Linked DNA regions of Homo sapiens: region 2 is linked to region 1. A link is a loop called in an ENCODE intact Hi-C map of the cell type or tissue named here. Cell type or tissue: IMR-90. All regions are shown on one strand. Each heading gives the region's core, and the rest is flanking DNA. Links, peaks and the distances in the headings are about the cores only. Region 1 overlaps ADAMTS12 (ADAM metallopeptidase with thrombospondin type 1 motif 12). Region 2 overlaps ADAMTS12 (ADAM metallopeptidase with thrombospondin type 1 motif 12).

What was found. Hi-C counts contacts between places; a loop is a spot of excess contacts. Peaks named below come from ENCODE experiments on the same cell type or tissue, not always from the same donor. Only the 100,000 strongest peaks of a DNase experiment are listed, where the experiment ranks them.
Region 2: it touches region 1 in a loop (4-fold over the local background); 1 of 110 quality-filtered maps calls a loop at or near these places.

The regions. Positions count from the first base shown.
Region 1 is chr5:33,734,330-33,739,710 of GRCh38, forward strand. The region is part of intron 3 of ADAMTS12 (ADAM metallopeptidase with thrombospondin type 1 motif 12); the gene reads right to left. Among named protein-coding and RNA genes, the nearest start is that of ADAMTS12, 150 kb to the right of the region's middle. In IMR-90, for the core only: no CTCF peak of the experiment used is centred there; a DNase peak (open chromatin) is centred at 2,362; H3K27ac peaks cover 668 bases.
Region 2 is chr5:33,786,337-33,791,717 of GRCh38, forward strand. All of the region lies in intron 2 of ADAMTS12 (ADAM metallopeptidase with thrombospondin type 1 motif 12), which reads right to left. Among named protein-coding and RNA genes, the nearest start is that of ADAMTS12, 100 kb to the right of the region's middle. RefSeq lists an enhancer at 1,879-3,078. In IMR-90, for the core only: no CTCF peak of the experiment used is centred there; a DNase peak (open chromatin) is centred at 2,745; H3K27ac peaks cover 724 bases.

The DNA.
Region 1 (5,381 bases), core at 73-5,072:
GCCTGACTTCAAGAATAATAGCACCAGAAGAAAAAAACGTGAAGTACCTGAAGAAGAGCAGTAACATTAGCAGAAATCATTGCTGTCCAAAATAATTTGCAGCTTCTCTTGATGTTAACCAGCTGGAGTTGTAGTTACCCCAGGTTTTTAAGTCACAATTGTGAATTAAAAAAATTATAACAAGGAAGACAGCTAACATGTTTTCCACATTTAATTTACTGTGCTAAACATAATATAGCTTCTAAAATTCCTAACAAAGACCCAGTCCCCTGAGAATGAATTTTACTATCCTGATTGCCCCAAATGATTCACGAATAAAGTATGAGTACTTATGCTCCAGGTTAGCAAGGAAGTGAGAAGCTGCAGCAAAGGATGACAACACCAAAGGCCTGAGAGGAAGGGGCTATAGCCAAAACGGTGGGTGGGGGAGGAGGCTGAGTGTTCCACTGGAAGAAACATCAACTGGGGTGTCTGCTCAGGGCTTGGGAAATGTTCCAGAGCCTGGCTGAAGGAGGAGCTTGTGGGCCACCCTGACAGGGTCTGTAACTCTTTGGCTCTCAAATTTCTAGACCAGCACTTCTGATTCCCACCCGGACATACCTTACTGCAAGATACCTTGCATGTACCTTAATGATTCTTGCTAGAATTTCAGATGTCTGGTAAAGTCTTTTGATTTTTAACCTAAGCCTAATAAAATGCTTTTTTAAATAATAGTACATTTGAGATAACAATAACTAATATACATTGGGCATTTACCTTAATAAGTTTTACATGTTTCAGCTGTTAAATTCTCCCAACCCTTACTGATGAAGAAAATCCAGCACAAAGAGGTTAAGTAATTTGCCCCGGGTCTTCTTTTCTGAAGGAATAAAGAAATAGCTCTCCAAAGTTAAAATGCAGATACTGTGCCCCACCCTAGGGTTTTCGATTCAATAAAGCTAGGGTGGGTCCTGTAGATTTGCATTTCTTATAAGTTCCAGGGTGATGCTGATGCTGCTGGTCCGGGGACTAAACTTTGAGAACCAATGGTCTAGACCAGGGATCAGCAAGTTTTTATCACTATTAAAGGGCCAGATAGTAAATGTTTTTGCTATCTTGTATAATTTGCAGGATGAAAGGTAAAATCGAGGATATTATATGAGTACTTATATACCCATCTAAAATGTAACCACTTAAAAATGTAAAATCCATTCCTAGCTATCAGGCTGTACAAAACAGATGGCACGCTGAATTTGGCTTATGGACTGTAGTTGCCTGGCCCCTCATCTAGACACTAGACCAATTTCTGGTCTTGATCCCAACTGCCCCCTGACCCCACAACTGTTTTCTTGCTTTTCCTGAGGTCCCAGCTACCTAATGGCCTAATCGGGGAAGTACACCTTAGCTTCAAGCTGCTGGAAAGGTCAATGAATGTCCAGCACGGACCATGAAATGCTCAGGACAGTGGTAGAACTGCCACTAAGGAAAGGAAACCTCTTCTATTGCTGGCTCCAAACCTCTGGTGCCCAGGAACATCCTGGTCACTATGAATCTGAAATGTTCCATGTTGATTGATGATGTTGGAAACTGATCATTTGTTTGATTTTTCCAGGGCCAGATAACATTAAAAGTGTTAAACACTAAACAACATTTAGTGTTGTTTTCTTTGAGAATAAAGGATTCTTAGAGCTTTTAAAATGGTAATGATGATAATAAAGGCATCCGAACAACTGTATTCTTTTTTTGCTGTTTTTTTTTTTTCTTTTTTTTTGACACAGAGTCTCACTCTTGTCACCCAGGCTGTGGTGCAACGGTGCGATCTCGGCTCACTGCAAACTCTGCCTCCCGGGTTCAAGCAATTCTCCTGCCTCAGCCTCCCAAGTAGCTGGGAACACATGCGTATACCACCATGCCTGGCTAATTTTTGTATTTTTAGTAGTGATGGGGTTTCACCATATTGGCCAGGCTGGTCTCGAACTCCTGACCTCAGTTGATCCACCTGGCTTGGCCTCCCAAAATGCTGAGATTACAGGCGTGAGCCACCACGCCCAGCCTGTAGTTTGTTTTTAAAACATAAAATTCTTGGCATATTTTCCATAACCCAAAAGTAGAAGTTCTGGTACTAAGGTTATTTTATATTTATCAGGAGTGGTCCATCAGAGGGTTTTGTATTCTGCAGAATTTTTGTGTTCATGGGCTTCCAATTCTGAAGGCATCCACTTTCATCCCTGGTATTTACAAACAGGAAAAGAAAGCACAAGCCTCACACAGAAAGTAACCTCGACATTTCCCCAGGATGTTTACAGAATGGGCAGTGTGGAGAAGACATTCCAATAATGATGCCTGACCACTGTCGGGTTTTTCAATAACAAGTCTGGGTTGTCCTTTCACTCACACACATTATGAAACATGTGAAGAATTCCCTGTGTTATTCCAGTTATAGGGAGCATGACTCAGAACCGGTCTCCATACTGTGATCTGCTGGGGAACAGCAGGGTAAGCCCTACTGCTTTTCTGAAGATTCCTAGAGAGTTCTGCAAAATGGATAAATCTGGCCTTCAATGGCTTCCAGCAAGTTCTAAACAGACTGTCAGCATCTTCCCCATGAGTTCAGTCTGCATAAAGGTTTTCATGCCTTTTCACTGTAAAAGCATCCTCCATCATGGTCCCTGGAATGGAAATAAAAAGTAGATGCCAGAACCAGCTGCCAACATGTGCACTTCTACTTACTGAGAAAAACTGAGATCAAGGGAATGACAGAAAAGAAGGGGAAGGTATCAAACATCCCATGCAAGTACCTGCGTTCTGTTTGCTCTGGTCAGAATCTAATGGCCCTTGTTCTTGTTACTGTGCCATCTTTTACAAAAGGGCATCGATGTTGGGAAGCAGTGTGCTGTGGTTGACAGGCCCCTGTAAGATTGGAAGAACTCCCTCTTCCAGGATCATCTCGAAAGGTGGTGACTCTATCAAATGTTAGGCATTCCCCTTCCCTAATTAAGTTTCCCAATCCCTTATCTGAAATGCTTGTGAGGCCAGATGTGTTTTGGAATTTGGAATTTTTGCAATTCTAAAAGAAATTTGGAAAGTCAAATGGTGGTTGCCAGGGGCTGGGGAAAGGGGAAAACGGGGAGTTGTCTGATAGGTACAGAGTTTCAGTTTAATAAGTAAAAAGAATTCTGGAGATTGGTTGCACAACAATGTGAATATACAAACACTATTGAACTGTACCCTTAAAAGTGGTCAAGATAGTAAATGTTGTGTTATATGTATTTTACCACAATTTTTTAAAAAAGTCATTTAATTCATATATTCTATGCTTCCAAATACCTGGGTATTTTCAGGGTAGTACTCTGAAATCAAACACATGGATATTTCTACAGTAAAATGTACAACTAGTCTCACTAACTGAGATTTACAAAATATCATAAATAGCCTCATGTTAATTCAAGTCAGTTTTGCCACCAAGGGAGTTTGCTGAACATTCACTGAAAGACTTTTTATTTTCAGGGGGCTGTGGAATTTCGAATTGCAGTTTTCAGGAACAGTGAGCCTGTAGCTGTCACTCACCCACCCTACCTTTGCGCAACATTTTCATTACCCACAGTTTACAGAGGAGAAAATAGAAACAAGAAGTAACAGTAGTAGGAAAGTAGTCATTTGCCCAAGGACAGCTAGCTAGTTGGGATCCAAACTGCCTGGTACCACTGTTAAGCCCTCACCTTAACTTCAGGCTACCCTGGGCACAGACAGGCTCACCCAACTACAGAATCTTAAAGAGGTCTCTTGAAGTTTTAAGGAAGATTGCCAGAAGATTCATCCCAATATAGGCACTAGTGGAAAGTGTGTGGGATGGGGCTACCTGGGGTCTTTGGTAATGGCCTCCCCATCTTAGAAGGCCATAACCCTGACCTCTAACCAGCCCCTGATAAATACCCTTCTCCAAACCAGGAGCGAGAGTGGAAAAACTACTGCTCTGTGGCCGTTGGGACTGCCCTTTGATTTTTTTTTTGTTTGTTTGGTTACTCAGGCATAAAGTACAGAATCTTGCCAATCAGGTGAGCTTTTCCAATGCTAATAGCCGCTTTAGGCTGGAACTGTTCTCAAGAAATGAAGGTATGCAAATTAAGTGTCTTTGATGCCTCCTGCATATTCCAGGGGAAATGAGACCAAAAGAGTTCTGAAGCCCCATGAAGAGCTAATGAGAAATGGCTTTCGGCTTTCACCTCTCATGTCATGGGTCACCTGCCCTATCCTTTGGTTAGGAATGTTCCCTACTTGCAGATACTGTATCAAAATTGATCTTCCTAACAGACCTGCATTTGCAATGCCTGTCTTCTGCACATCAACATCAGTGCCATGGGAAACTCGCTATGTTGGTCAGTTTCCACATCGCAGCACTGTCCTGGCTGAGGAAGGACGGAGCCAGTCCTCAAGCCCTCAGCACAGCTGATCCTATTAGGAAGGAGCTGAAGAGCCAAGGCCAGTGTTCTGGAGGAGCTGGCACGAAGGCTGGTTTCCCGTGCAATGTCTTTGAGAGGATGGCGTGGGGAGAAGATGCTTTACAGAAAATGAGCCCTCTGCCCTTTCTGGTGTCAATTTAGCAGTAGTAATTCCCTAAGAAATGCAGCCAGGGTGCTGGTCAGCTGCTGGTGGGGTTGACATTGACTCTATTCTTAGCACAACTTATCCAGCAAGGGAAAGCCTTTCGTTCGGAGGTGTTTGGACTCCCTTGCTAGTTAGGTTAAACAAAGAGTTTAACCTCTCTGTTGACTGAGAGAATACCTCAGGCTTTCAACATGCTGCATTTAAAGAGAACAGGTAGAACTTCCATAAATCCCTGAGTCATCACAGCTGAGCAAGCCATCTTTACATCCTGGAGCTGACAGTGTGTGACGTGACGAATGTTTAAACACACATGTACACCCCACGCATCAACACACACTCCTTCACACACACATAAACACACACACATATAGGCAAACACACACACATTCTCCATACACACACACACACACTACGCACAGCCCCCACTGGGCTGAGTTTAGCTGAAATGCTAGGTCCTGAACTTAGAATAACAGCCCTGATGTATTTGACACTACTCAAATGCATGTGGAGTCTTTTTAACCAAATACCACATTTCAGAAGAAACTATGTGTATGTGTATGTGCATGTGCATGCATGTGTGCATACGTGTGTGGTCTCACACATCTGATGCCAGGATAAGGAGCCATGCCCTGAATAAGTAGGCACTCAAATCCGTCATACTCTCACCTCTCTCCCCGACAGATATTAGGGATCTTGTGTCCAGACTCGGTTTCTAGGACTGCCACTTCCTCCTTTCAATGTTCTGACCCGTGATGATGAGCTAGACACATCCACTCAGTCATGACCCTGAAGTTCTG
Region 2 (5,381 bases), core at 138-5,137, 52 kb after region 1:
TTATAAGAAAATAAAAATAATTTCCTTTCTTTGGGTTTAATGGTTTTCCAACAAGGGTAAAGGGCAGAGATGGGGAGGGAAAGAGAAGAGGACAGAAGGCAGCATATTAAAATCATCTAAGAAGCTTTTTTTTTTTTAACACACATAGACTTCCTCCTCCGTGGAATAAATATTAGAAGTTGAAGAATACCATCTATTATCAGGAGGCTGTACGTACTTTGCAAATGTTCCCCAAATGATTCTGATATGCATTGCCTCCCAAGCATATTACCCCTGAGAACCTCTTCTCTTGATAGATTGGGTCCTAGGAGTCTGTTTTCAATAAGCAAAGCAGTGATTCTTGTGACCAGGTAAGTTTAACAAGCACAGCCCATGTCTGCAACAGTAGGAACTTTCAGCACTGTGGCAGTGCAACGTGGGATAAATATTACTCTACGAAAAACTATTTTCTGACCTTTTATTCACATCTCCCCAGTCCCCTGTCAGTGCCAGACACTAGGGATAGCAAGTACCTTCCCAATCCTAATAAATTAAACCAACAATTAAGATTCCCAATTCCCCTGCCTTTGGTGGGGATTCTGGTCCATCAGAAGGGATCCCCCTCTTATATCAATAGCAAAGGGCTACTCATTTTGTTACAGTTAGGACCAAATCATACTCGTTCTACATATTAGTCATGAAATAACCTAAGTGGATGCCTAGATGTGGTCCTCTATGGCTGAAAAGTCCTTTAGCTCTTTCCAATTCAGTGATTATAAGACTATACCCCCCAACCTGAAGCACATTGTCATTCTTTACTCAGTGGGAGTTTTTCCATTCTTGGAAGAAGGTAGGAAATATGAAAAAAAAAAGCATTTGTAGTCACCTCCTATTGATTTATTTTACTGATTGTCAGGTTTACCCCTGAAAAAGATCAGATTGCTGATGTAAAGGCTAAAGCTTCCTACGGTTGTTAGAAGAAAGACAGGTTTGTAGATGGGAGAACATGGAGCTTCAAGAAAATTAAGGCAACCATCCATTGCAGGGCCACTGTCCACTTTTCGAATGTCAAAAACATTCCTAAATCTGCCTAGCAAATTGCTTGAAATTCCTAATATTTTCCAGCATTTGTGGACAAAACCTTCAGCATTTCTATGAAGACATATTCATCACGAGAACATGTTTCTTGAGAGAAGAAGGCGACTATGAGGACTTTAGTTGCCAAGTATATGGGGTAGGTTTGGCAGTGACATCAGCGATTGGAGCCATGCTCCTGGTGGGAGCCACATGCTGGCACAGAGGCTGCAGGAATTGAGTGGCTTGAAGTCTATGGGCTACCTGTCCATAGCAGGCCATTTTTAAAAAGGCCTACCCTGATTTCCACACCAGCTGCCCACATCCCCACTGCCCCCACCTCCTCAATGTCCCATCCTTGGGGGTCTCTCAGACATGACTGGTTACAGAACAGTTTCCCATACAGAAAAGAGCGTGATATTTCTTCAACACTTTACAGAGGCAAAGTAAAGCACGATAGGAAATGGAGCTGTTTTCTCGTGACTCTTCCACACATTTACTGAGCATCTACCATGTGTGAGGGAATGTTCTGGGTGCCAGATAATTGAAGACAAACATACCATAGACCCTGCCACCAGGAAGGGCACAGCCTCACTCAAACGGGAGGGAAATGGCAACACTTAGCCACCCACCATAATGAACTTTTAAGGATGCCAGTGAGTTCCAGCACAGATGGGCTCCCTTGCCCTGCCTTGGTCACCTGTGAATGTGAAGCATGGCCAGCCCCTCGAACTACAGTCTTGCTCTGGAATATGGACGCCTGTCCACAGATGGCTCCTTCTGAACAGCCAGTAGGGGTTCCTGTCACTTTTCAAACCATGAAATAATGTATGTCCTCTAACTGAAACAAGCAACTTCAACTAAAGGAGGTACATTAACAGTCTTTTTTCTCTCTCTCTTTTTTTTTGCCTGTCCAATAAATACGCAGAAGTTCAAGGTGAGAAATTTAATTAAATTTCATAACAACTCACTGGAATCATAGGCAAATGTACCAAGAGGGAACGAAAGAGGGGAGGGATGGGAAGGGAAAGGAAGGTAAGGGGAGGAGATGGGAAGAGAGAGAAAAGAAGGGGAGAGAGAAAAGGTAGGACTGCTAAAATATGCCAGGTTCAGGTGCACACAAAAAGCAAATGTTGTCTTTCTCTTCTTGATAGTTCCACAGAATCTCATTTTCCCAGGAATTCAAGTGAGTTGGCGAGGAAAGGAATAGGGCATGATGAAGAGAAACACTGGAAGCAGGTGCACCAGGAAGCTATTTTGAATTTCTGCAGTCATGAAAGGATCCTTGGATTATAGCCTTGAGAAAGAGACGGGCTATTCAACAGGAGGAAGTGGCTTTCACCATAAGCAAACCTATTACCAAAAACCCTACTTTCCACCTGTAGACCACTTGGCAGTTACTAAAGCACATGCGCACACATTCACCTTTGTTCTTCCCATAACTCTGTAAAAAGGGGCTGGGCAGGTATCCCATCCTCTTTCGTTCAGATGCAGAAACTGAGTTTCCTCCACATCTTCTGGCTGTTCCCACAGCAATTTTTCCACAGTGCTCAGCAGAGGTTCTTCCCTTCCCAGGAGTCTAAGAATCTCCCTAACAGTGAAATCCCAGCTGGCCAAAAATGTGAGTCAGGGTACAGAAATCTGAACCACATCCACATACTCAGGATCACACGGATTCTGTACATCAAAGCATGATTTTCCTCTCTGAGTCATGATTGGGATCTATGAGAACACGGGAGGTTTCATAGGCTGTGGACATTGTGTGAATTCCCTAGGGGACAGAAAGGTCTCTCACACACACTCAGCAAGGAGAGAGCCTGACGGCTGCTGTGTCCCAGGCCCAAGGCCTCAAAGACCCAGAGAACCAGCTGCTGTCCCACCATGGATGTCTATGAAATAGGGACACAAATACAGCTGCCAATGAAACTCCAGCAGCAGATGCTGCCCACACATGGCCTCCCCCAGGGCTGAGAGTGAGCCATCTCCAAGGAGAGGTTGGAGATGGAACAGCCACCATTGTCCATGCCTCACTGCTTAATACACAGTCTGCTTTTAGGGTCTCTAGACCGCTCTCAGGGTCTCTTCTTTATTCTGTCAGAGAAAAGCCAAGGGAGGTTTCTGCACTTCCCTCATTGGTCTCTCTGGAGGAAAGCAGAAGCTAATAACCCTGCCCAAGGAGGAAAATGGCTAGTGGCTGCGTAGAGTACCTCAACAGCAGTCCCAGCAGGTTTAAAAATAAATGATGAATGTGTTAGCAACATCAGTGCTTTGATAGAAACACACACAGCGTTCTTGACAGTCCTTGGCACTTCAGAGCTGTGGCTGGCTTTTCTTTAATTTTGAAATTACTTAGTGTCCCTGACAAATGAACAAACACAGGGGAAAGTCCATTTCCCCACAGTGCTCTCAAGTTCGTTCTTGGCATGGAAGCGCCATGTGGTCTGCAGCCTCTTCTTTCTAAATGGACAGTTCAAGCCTGCCTCTCATGGATTTACTTTGCCTAAGAATACAACAGTGTTGATTGCCAAAGTATCTTAAAGCAAATCCGCTATCTCATGTCATTTCACCCCGAGACTACACTATGAATCCTTAAAATTACGGACCTTTTCAAACATAACCACAATATTATTATCACACCTAACAAGGTTATAGAACAATTCCTGGGTGTTATCTAATAGATTATCAAATTTTGTAGTGCTCTTTAAAAAAAAAGTCTCTTTACAGTTCATCCATTCGAATCAGGTGCGGCCAGAGTCCACACATAGTATTTAGTTGTTTTATCCTTAAGTCTGTTTTCTTTTAGAGCAGTTCCATCTCCCTTTTTTTCCTGCCATTGGCTAATTGCAGAAACCAGTTGATTGTCCTTTAGAATGTCCCACATCTGGCCGGGCGCGGTGGCTCACGCCTGTAATCCCAGCACTTTGGGAGGCCAAGGTGGATGGAACACAAGGTCAAGAGATCAAGACTATCCTGGCCAATGTGGTGAAACCCCGTCTCTACTAAAAATACAAAAATTAGCTGGGCATGGTGGCGCATGCCTGTAGTCCCAGCTATTCGGAAGGCTGAGGCAGAAGAATCGCTTGAACCCAGGAGGCGGAGGTTGCAGACAGCCGAGATCGTGCCACTGCACTCCTCCAGCCTGGGTGACAGAGCAAGACTCCATCTCAAAAAAAAAAAAAAAAGAAAAAAGAAAAAAGAATGTCCCACATATGGATTTGTCTGTTGCTTTCTCCTTTAACCTTTTTCTCCTGTAAATTGGTCAACAGAGCTAAAGGCTTTATTAAAGTGTGTGTGTGTGTACACACACGCACATGTGTGCACATAGAGATTCAGGTATACACACAAACACACATATACTTGACTCTAATCAAACTTCTAGCTTGACATACAAACATATATATATATATATATATATATATATGCATGTTGATATATATATGGCTAAGGTGCAGACATCAGCTACATGTATATGTGTATATGTAAGAATACTGAATAGGTGGTGCTGTGTTCTTCCTGTTGCATCCCACAGGAGAAACCCCTAATGTCTGGTTCTTGCACATTTAGTGATGTTAACATTGGTCAGAGGGTTGCATGGTGATTCCCAGTCCCTCCACTACAGAGCATGCGGTCACACTCTCATGATGAAAGCAATCTAGCCAGATCTAAAACCACTCCAGGAGATGGAGGACAAGGCCTCTGAGCTAAGCTCCACACCTGATTTCTTACCCCACCCAGGTCACAGCTACTCACATGCACAGCAGCATGGCTGGCCAGTACCTCTTGACTCTCAGCAAGAATTAGATGTCTGGTAGTTATTGAGTTGGATGTTCAGGCTTAAAATATAAAAGTCTCCAATGAAAACATCCTGGGCAATATGAGGTACTGGGAATTTTGAGATTCTCAACCTGACCCTGATATTAATATGCTCTGTAATGCTAGGCAAGTCACCTAAACTTTTCTGAATCTCCAACTGTAAAATAAGGGAGTTGGTCTCAATCTCTTTCAGCTCTAAATTCCTGTAAGATATATTTTATTAATCCCTTATACATATATCCTTGCTGTGCCTAGATGCCTTAAAAATTTTTTTTAACAAAAACAAGGACTACTAAATAAAAAAAGAACTAGGAAAAGTGTTTATCCAAGCCAATCAGATTTTTATCACCTGGGAATTAGAAATTTGTACTTCTATGCAGTGACCTATATAATAGGCAGCTAAGCCACTTTAATGGAAATTCTCTAGAGAAAATGTCCATGAATGCTTGTTTCTTTGGTCCCTGAAATTTCTGAGTCTTAGTTGTTAAGTCTGTCTGTGGTTCCTTGAGATACCC